2 separate regions of the Mus musculus genome follow, and region 1 is linked to region 2. The links are chromatin loops, found by intact Hi-C in ENCODE. Cell type or tissue: left cerebral cortex. All regions are shown on one strand. Each heading gives the region's core, and the rest is flanking DNA. Links, peaks and the distances in the headings are about the cores only.

The links. Hi-C counts contacts between places; a loop is a spot of excess contacts. Peaks named below come from ENCODE experiments on the same cell type or tissue, not always from the same donor. Only the 100,000 strongest peaks of a DNase experiment are listed, where the experiment ranks them.
Region 1: a loop joins it to region 2, with 1.8 times the contacts of the local background. A loop is called at or near these places in 2 of 42 quality-filtered maps.

Annotation. Positions count from the first base shown.
Region 1 is chr9:119,654,004-119,658,931 of GRCm38, forward strand. It overlaps Scn10a (sodium channel, voltage-gated, type X, alpha), which reads right to left. Exons shown (of 28, transcript NM_009134.3): 13 at 4,400-4,511. Among named protein-coding and RNA genes, the nearest start is that of Scn10a, 63 kb to the right of the region's middle. In left cerebral cortex, for the core only: no CTCF peak of the experiment used is centred there; a DNase peak (open chromatin) is centred at 2,313.
Region 2 is chr9:119,732,376-119,737,303 of GRCm38, forward strand. No RefSeq gene overlaps it. Among named protein-coding and RNA genes, the nearest start is that of Gm33701, 9.4 kb to the right of the region's middle. In left cerebral cortex, for the core only: no CTCF peak of the experiment used is centred there; no DNase peak of the experiment used is centred there.

The DNA.
Region 1 (4,928 bases), core at 422-4,421, 79 kb before region 2:
CTCCCTTGAGATAACAGGCCACACTCTCCACTTGGGCACCCTCTCCTGTCACTTCCAGAATCTACTTTAATGTCCTTCTGTACCCTTTCCACTGTTTCCATGCTCCAAGACCATCCCAGGTCGATATGCTCAAAGATCCCATTCTCAGAAGCCGCAAAGGTGTCCTTCAGCCCCCACTGTCCTGTTCCATTTCTCAATCGGTGCTCACAGAAAAAGTCCTGGACAAGGCATCTCCATCCTCTCACTTCTCATTCTTCATGTATGTTCTCTGCTACTGTTTAGCTATGATGATCCTGGTATATGTGTGTGTGTGTCTGTCTGTCTGTCTGTCTGTCTGTCTCTCTGTCTCTGTGTATCTGTCTCTCTGTGTATGTCTGACTCTCTGTGTGTCTCTCTGTTTCACTGTGTGTCTGTTTGTCTCTATGTGTCTGTCTCTGTCTGTCTGTGTCTTGTGTGTGTCTGTTTGTCTGTCTGTGTCTTGTGTCTCTCTGTGTGTCTGTCTCTGTGTATGTCTGTCTCTGTATGTATCTGTCTGTGTATCTGTCTGTCTCTTTCTCTTTTTCAGTATGTACATTCATGCCTATGCAGATGCACCAATGGTGTGAGTGCATATGTGTGTTTGTGTGTGTTATGTTGTGCATTTGATGCATGCATGTCAAAGTGCAAGTGAGTGTGCCTGTTGCCTTGTGACAGAGCCTTTGATTGAACACTCAGTCCACTGATGAGGCTAGACCAACTGTTCAGTGAGCTCCTGGGAGACCCCTATTTCTGGTCCCAATGCGGGGTTACAGACAAATGCAGTTGGCCCAATTATTTTTTTAGCACGGATGATGGAAATCTGAAGTCAGGCCCTCATGCTGTAAGGCAGGTACTTGACCCACTGAGCTAATTCCCTGTCTGCTTTGACGATCCTGGGTAGACCCTGTGCGGACCAAAAACTTCTGTGTGACTATAGCCCCAGTGCACATCGCCTGACATCTCCATAGCTTTGCATCTGCTGACCTTTCTTTCTATTCTCCCTGAAGGAGTTTGGACCCTTGTCTCTTCTCCACTTCTGGGTCCTCTCTGATGTCTCCATCTTTTTTTTCTGTCTCTAATGGCGCCGTCTCTTCTGAGCATCCATGACGTGTTGTAGTTTCCTGAGACTCTGCCTTAATTCTCCTTGATGTCGCCTCATCTTCTTGCATCTTTTCAAAACCACCATGTCTTTAGAGCGTTATGGAAGATATAGCTGTAGTTCCCTCTCCTCATCTGGATTCCAGAACCATTAGCACTAAGCTAGCTTTCCTACCAGACACCACTACCTGTATGCCCCCAGGGGACTTTACATCCAACATGTCCCATGGGCACCTTCTCGTGTCTTTCCTCTGAGGCCCTTGCTCCTCCCTACAACGCTCACACTGGTCACTGCACCTACAACGCTCACACTGGTCACTGCACCTACAACGCTCACACTGGTCACTGCACCTACAATGCTCACACTGGTCACTGCACCTACAACGCTCACACTGGTCACTGCATCTACAATGCTCACACTGGTCACTGCACCTACAATGCTCACACTGGTCACTGCACCTACAACGCTCACACTGGTCACTGCATCTACAATGCTCACATTGGTCACTGCACCTACAACGCTCACACTGGTCACTGCACCTACAATGCTCACACTGGTCACTGCACCTACAATGCTCACACTGGTCACTGCACCAGCACCTCTCCAGTTGCTTGTTCCAGAACCACATGTGCGCCATGCAGTCCCGAATCTCGTGACTCCCAGAGAGCCATGCAATCCTCCTCCATTCTCTATCATCCCCGCTGCCTCTCATTCCACTGAGAGTTTAGCACCCCAGCTCTCACCTGATTTTCTCCTGCTCTCCCTGCCGGCACCTTCCCACTTAAATTCCATCCTCTCAAGTATCAGAACAACTTATATCAAATCCAAGTCTTGCTCTCCTGCATCCAGCCCTTCAGTGGCAACCCCATTGCTCTTGGATGAAACCCAATGTCCGCTAGAGTCTAGTGGGGTGCAGTCTTGTGGATCTGGGCCCAGACTGCTTTCCTTGCCTTATTTTGAGACCCCCATTGCCTTGATGTCTATGTTCCAGATAGCTCAGGCTTTTAAATGTCTGCATTAGGATCTGTCTGCCTAGGATACTTCCCTGACCCCGGGCAAAACTCCCTCCACTTCTCTTAGTATCCTGCATTTCTCCAAGACACTCGACACCCCACTAGCAACTTGTCTCATGCCGTCCTCTCCTGCTAAGTGTGATAACAGCTGTGCTCACAGCAGCGAGTCGGAGTCTGGCCTTCTGGTTTGGATGACTGTCAAGTCTCAGCTTGCATGCCAAGCCTGGATGGCTCACAGGCCTTGAGTTAAGTGAACTGTCATGCTCCTATTGGTTTGACCCAAACCTTTTCTGGTACAGTTGCCCTGAAGGAAGTGGTCCTGTAGATTCCATCGTGACTCTGACAGTATGAGGCACACTCCATGAACCCCATAATGGATGTAGCACCCAGCTAGAAAATGGGATGCACTTTATGATCAGAAACTCCAGCCTAAGCTAGCAGTTACTAGCTTTACTCGGCTTTAATATGTTGTCACCTGACTTTCCTGTCACTCCTGAAGCCCTCTCTACTTCCTACCCCAAGATGTCGGATCATTTCTTATTTTAGCTTTTCGGCTGTTCAGTTCATTACAAATCAGCACCACCCTCCAAATGTCTCCTTTGGGTCTCAGGCTCACTCACCATGAACTCAGCAACTGTTTGCTAGTGCCTGCAAAGCGCCACGCTGCTTACCTGGGTACTGAGATCCAAGTGTGAGCAGAGGAGGCGGATCTCCCGCCCTCGAGGGCTTTCAGCCTGAACAACGGAAGGTGATAACTGGCGTGGATGCTGCAGACTAGACCTAAGTTATCCAACCTCACAAAACGCTGTGAGGCATTTCTCAGTTACAGTATTTCACCAGAAAGAAGACTGAGTCGTAGAAAGCCAGGAGAACCCCAAAGTCATAACCTTGCTATACATGGCAGAGCTCAGATGCAAACCCAGGCATGTGGGCTCCAGATCCATGTTCTCCACTCTAAGACTTTCTCTGTTCAAGTGCGATGTGCTTGCCTTCACGTTTTTCTTGCTCCCACCTATCTTTCTCTCTGAGTCAAGGTCATATGGTCTAGCCCTGGCTGGTCTAGAACCCACTTCTCCTGTTTCTGTCTTCCTCCTTTTGGAGTTTGGGGGGACATACCACCATGCCCAGCTTCTGTCTTATCCCTGGAAACTTTATTTGGTGTTTACACCTGAGGACATTTCTCTCATGGCTTTCACATGCTGATTTCCCTCGCTCCACTCAGATTTTTTGGCCATCCCGGAGTGGCTGCCCTTTCTCTACCGCCCGGTCCTACACTGCCCTGTTAGAATTCAGAATCCCAAGTCTTACACTGCCCTGTCAGAGTCCCCACTGTCCCTTACCTTCCTTTACTTTCCCTCCCAGCCCTTGTCACTGTTTCCACATCTACTTGTGTTGATCAGCTCTGTCTCCAGGGTGCACAGCCCATGACAGCAGGTATATATCTTGCTCACCATGAATCTCAGGCTCCTGGAGCAATGCCAGATGTCTAACAGATGCCCAACAGATGTTTGAATAAATAATTTTTTTTTAAGTTCTGAGGAATAACTGAAAACGTAAGTTATTTAATTTGTGCATTGCAGCCCCTGGAGCTGTCGGGCCCTCTGTAGTGGGTACGCAGGGAGGGGATTTGTCAAAGACGAGATTCTGCCCATTCTGTAGTGAAGTAATAACTGGGATAGAACAGCCTCTGTACTCAGAGAGGACACAGCCACGCTGTCTTGGGACTTGTGTGTACAGGGGGCCATGAGCCAGTTCCTCCTGGTTTCCCCTCCTACTCTCAGCTGGATCATAGACATATTCCCTCAGGAAACTGAGTCTGCTCCCATTTGGTTGGCAGAATTGAAAAGGATTTGGTGAAATGGATTGGCTAATTTACTTAAGTTTGGCACACAATAAGAGCTCAAGACAGAAGTGAAGTCTCAATAATGAAAGTTATAGCTACGGTGAACATGAGGAATAACTTTGCCAGGCCGGAAAATGAAAGACGTGAGTTCCTCACACACCGGGGAGGTGGCTGACATTGTCTCATGTTTCCGAGAATCTAGTTGTGAGCATGCATGAAGCAGATGCTAATTCCAATAAGTGAACCAGGGCACTTCTTCATTGTAGTCACTCTTGTTTGGGCAACTTTATGCACATAAAAACCACATTAGTAAAGGAGCCCGGGGGCCTAAGGCATAAGAATGGATCTCAGGCCACAAGGAGATCCTTGGCCTGGCTTAGACTCATCACAGCACAGAAGACAGGCATTTTCATGAGCAACACTCACCCTCAATGACAGAAGTCATAATACTGACAACACTCATTGCCCTCTGTGCTCGGAAAGGTTCATTCAAGTAGTCTGCAGACAGGAAGTTCTTCTGTCCTGCAGCATCGAGTGCCTGTCGGGACACAAGCAGGGCTACCGTGAAGGCGTCAGCAGCAAGGCCAGGCTATTTAGCTTCTTATTGGCTGCTCCCACACAGTTGTGAGCTGCACTGTGAAGCCAGGAGCCTGAGGTAAAGCTTGGAGAAACAGGGATGGTGTCTGAACATCAGGTTAGGAGCTCAGCTATGAGGACCAGCACACAGAAGCGGGATGGAGACAGTGCCCAGGTTGGAAGGTATGGGCCCAGCCAATACAATTTGAGTTTATTTGGAGAACAAGTTTGCCAAGCCCCAAGGGAGGCAAAGAGGCTAGGAAAATTAGGGATCTTGCTAAAAACAACTGAACATAAGTTCTCACGATGTAGAAGGCCTTAAAGAGTCACCCTGCACTAGCTGGGTAGTTTCACCAGAAAGAATCAAGGTTGAATACTC
Region 2 (4,928 bases), core at 613-4,612:
ATAACATATATACTTGGAGGGGACAGAGAAGGTGGCAGGGTGGGTAAGAACGGTTCACCTGGGCAAGCCTGAGGGTCTGAGTTAGGTCCTCTATTTCAAGCCAAGCATGGCTGGATGAGTCTGTGGCTGCAGCCCTGGGGAGGGTGACGGCCAGCAGAGCAGAAAAACAGTGAGCTCTGAGTTCAGTGAGAGACCCTGCCTCAAGGGAATATGGTGGAAAGGAATAGAAGGACATACCAGCATCCTCGCCTGGCCCATACACTTGCACATGATTAGAACACTCTCTCTCTCTCTCTCTCTCTCTCTCTCTCTCTCTCTCTCTCTCTCTCTCTCACACACACACACACACACACACACACAGTGAACCTTGGATTATGCAATTAATTTCCTGTGCATTCTAGGTTTCCTCACAGTGGAGCCATATGACTTTGATGGTTGGAATAGATTGAAAGCTGGGTGGGGAGGAAGAGTTCTGGAAAAAAAATTCCCTGAAGGGAATTGGTGAGGCGCCCGCTCTCCTGGGTCAGAGATATTTCTCCGGAGCCAAGAATAAACCATGAAGGGACAGTTGAAGGAGGATGCCAGTCACAAGGCTGGACTGCCACCAGCTGGGACTGGGCTCCTTCTGAATAAGAAACTGTGGCAGACAAGGGAGCGATATTAATATTTATTGCACATAACTCTCTCTGACACTGTGCTATGCAAGGCGGATACAGCGTTTACGAGAGGCAAGGTCTGACCCCAGTCAGTTTGGGGCTGGGATTTGACCCTTCCTACCACATTAGCTGCTGCACTTCAGACATACCTTGACCAGGAAAGAGCAGAATTTTCTTCTCTCACTTCAGCCTTAGCTCCAACCATTCCCCTAGACCACAGTGTATCGATTAATTATCCTTCATTGTATGAGGTTATCATGCATTGATTAACTATGTGTTACATTGTATGGGATTCTAGTTTTTAGTCCATATTTAGACCTCACAGTTTTGTATGTTTCGAATTTATATCTTTTCTTTTAGTAGACTATAAACTAAGGCACTAGTTTGGTCTGTGAGTGGTACCTTGTGAGTGGTTGATCTTCCGTTGCTAGCTATTGATTTGACTTTTGTGGGTGTGAAGGAAATAATTCATAACTAAGCTAACCCAAAATATCGATCACAGAACCATGTTAAGGTATTTACAGTAGATAGAGTTCATGGGAATTTTTACTACACTTTTATGGTATGTGTGCATGCATGTATGTATACGTGTGTGTGTGTGTGTGTGTGTGTGTGTGTGTGTGTGTGTGTGTATTCCAGAGTACCCTGGTATACATATAGGGATCAGAGGACAACTTGCAGGAATCAGCTCTCCCCTTCCACCATGTGGGTATTACAAATCAAACTCAGGTTGCTAGGCTGGGTGACAAACACTTTTACTGGCTGGGCCACTTACCAGTCCTCGGGGACGTTTACTTTAGAGAGTCGGAGAGAAGGTTGGAGCAAGAAATGGGATGCTCATTTTGAGAAGATCTGTATTACTAAGAATTTCAATTTAAACATTTCATTACTTATTTAAAAAAAAAGCTGGGGAGGGCGCACCAGTGGCCTCTTTCCTTGTGAGTCCAGAGTTAACTGTCCTTGTGACCACAAGGAAGCATGCTGGGATGGGAGTGGGGACCGAAGGCAGACGGCGGGAAAAGCACACCTAACGAGAACTGCAATGACCTCAGAGAAGTGTAAGTCACTGGTCAGACATGGTGGAGACACAGGGTGCCATCCTCCATCACCTTCCTGGGCTTCCTGGCACTCAGTGGGCGATCCATGCAAAGATTTCCCTGGGAGCTGGGGTGGAAAGGGGCTGGCCAGGATGCCTGATGGCTCCATATGAAACACATGAGGGGGAGGGTGGTTTCAGATTGGAATCTGAAGTGTCCCCGAAAATCTCACACATCGAAGGCTTTGTCCCCAGCCTGTGGTGCCATGGGTGCTGGACCACTGAGAGGCAGAGCCCAATGGATGTGAGGGCGTTAGGTCATTGTGGGTGCACCCTTGAAAGGAATACTGAAATGCTGGTCTCCTTCATTGCTTCCTGGCTGTTGGGAGGTGAAGGAGACTTTTTTCTCTACAACATACTGTCCTCATGATGTCATGCATGACACAAGTCCTTTACAACAGGCTCGCACAACCGTGGGCTGAACCTGTAAGCCAGAATAAACCTCTCCTTTCTCAAGCTGCTCCTGTCCATTGCGGCTGGGGCATAAGACTGGGGAGAGAGGCATCGAAAGAAGTCAGTGAACAGAAGCCCTGGAAACTCCTGCCCACTGAGGTTACATGCAACGTGCAGAGCAGTGCAGGAAAAGTGTGCCGTGTGCAATGGATGTAGGTGACCCATAAAGGGTCATGGCTCTCCTGTCCTAGGGCCTTTGGGTTTCCACATCTTTGACACACTTCTCTTCATAGTAAGTTGTCCCTACTTCTAACACTGTCCACATGTGTGAGGTTGGATTCTTTGTTCTGAGACACCAGAGTCTGGAAATCCCAGCAGGTGTGTCCTCGGTGCTTTATAACATTATAACACGGTGGTAGAAAACCGAACAGCACAAGTAAGGAAGTCTCCCAGAATCCCCTGGAGGAATGCCCTGTGCGAGCTCCGGAATCAGCCAGGAGCTTCCCCAGAGAAGCTGCTGACACCCAACCAGGAGCCACTCTGCTTGGCCCTGTTGACCACAGCTCCCCAAATGAGACCAGAAGGAGCCACTGGAAGGAAATTGTCTGACTATAGGCCCTAAAGTGCATCTTACTTCTCAGGCCCTGACCGGGGCTGGTGGCGGGAGAGGTGGCCATGGGTGTCAGGCAGCAGGAGTCACTTTCAGGAAGATTAGGATGACAAGCTCACTGAAGCTAGTTCTTCCCCTGGGAGCTACGTCCTGGACTGAACCCAAGCAACCTCAGCAGGAGCTACAGAGAGTCAGTCGGCAGTGTTTTCTAATCAGATCGTATGAAGGTAGTGACAGGGACAGCCCACAGGCCCCAGCTTCACCTGGGCTTTCTGAGTTCCCACCGCAGCCCCAGATACACTCAGTTCTCTGTCTTGCATCTATTTGCTTGTCTGTCTGTTTGTGATGGACTCTCAGGTGAGTTTGAGATTGGCCTCAAACTCTCTATGTAGGGGAGATTGGCCTGGAATTTCTGAGCCCCCTGCCACCATCTCCCAACCCCACACCCTCATGCCGGGCTTTCTATTGCATCTTAAGCAGAAACAGTGGTGTACTTTGTCCAGAAGAGGGCCGGGTGAGATGCTGAGGAGGCCTGTGCACTGAGAACCTCTGATCCATGTTCCATGGGAACCTCTTTGGGGATCTTCTCAGGTACCTAACTCATGGCTCCCCCTGAAGTTGCAGCCCAGGCTGTTCTGCAGCATCTCCTGACCTCTTGACAATCAAGGCATGGAGCCATTCTTCCAGGACCGAGTCCAGGAGCTCCGAGAGGACCAGAGCTGTTCTTCTGTCTTCTTTGTACCCTGTTCCAACCCTTCAAAGTTAGGCAAAAGTGCACAAAGTGCACTAACTATTGATACATCCTCATGATGTTCAATACCAATGGCTATTTGCTTATGACGCTTGGCTACCTCATGGATCGCTATCATTATCACCTTCGCTTTTATATGATTAGAGCCTTAGAGAAATGAGGAGTGGGGCCAAGGCTGAGCACTGTCTGCCTCCATGTCTCCCCAGAGAGTGCCACGCCCTGGAGACGCTGAGCACCCACAGACCAGCACTACTGCTTCAAGCTCAATCCAACCAAATCTGTCCATTTCTGGTCTTTTAAAATCCAGCTTTGTTATTTCATTCTGGGAATAGAATTATGCAAAAGGAGATTTTGGATCCCCTTCAGGGTTTGTGGTATGCTGTGTGTCGGTTAAGAACCCACAACCACTTGAGGGTGAAGCCGAGAGGCTAACAAACACTCAGGTGTCCCTTCCTCTGATGTACAGATGCAGGCGGCCCCTGATAACCATGCAAATCATGTGTACTGCTATCAGGTCTTATGCGCATTCCCTCGTTCTGCCGATCTTACCTTCCGTTCCACTGAAGCCTGACTCTCACATCTGTATTCCAGGTAGCAAGAAAGAGAGATGAAGAGAGCAGGATTTTAAAATGCACAGACTGATGAATTTATCTCATTTTAATGTTTAAACTGTGTTTCTTTCTTTATCAGAGGATGCATGCCGCAGGATGAGACGGAGGTCAAAGAACACTTTGCAGAAGTTGATTTTCTCCTTCCACTGTGTGGGTCCTGGGATTGAACTCAAGTCCTCTGGCTTTGTGGCAAGTGCAATCTTGCTTGGCCATTGCTTATTCTTTTAAAAGACTTTTCCACAGAACCTGATATAGTGATATAGTGATGTCCATTTATACTTTATGGCTGGAGCTTGCCACATAAAAGTCTAAACTCAGGGCAGAATAGAAAAATCACAGTTTGTAAAATCAGGTTGCTTCAATGCCTCCAATAAAATCAGGTGTGTGTGTGTGTGTGTGTGTGTGGTACATGTGTGTATGAGTATATGAGTGTGTATATGTGTGTGAGTGTGTGGTACATGTGTGTGAGTATATGAGTGTGTGTGTGTATAAGTGCACAGCTGTGTGTGCAGGCACATGGGAATTCCATGACCCACATGTAGAGATCCGAGAGCGAACCCAAGTGTCAGCCCTTGTCTTCCTCATTTGAGATGGGGTTCTTCTTCATTGTTGACTTCTGTGCTTCGTTCACAAGCTTCCAGGGGTTCCCCTGTCCCCATCTCACCACAGAAGCGCTGAGATTGCAAACACACGTCACCCTGTCTCGTGTGACATAGATTCTGGAGGCTGAAGCCAAGATCTCCTGCTCATGAGTCAGACACTTTGCCACTGACCCCTCTCTCCAGCCCGATGTCTTCTAAGGCGTACAGGA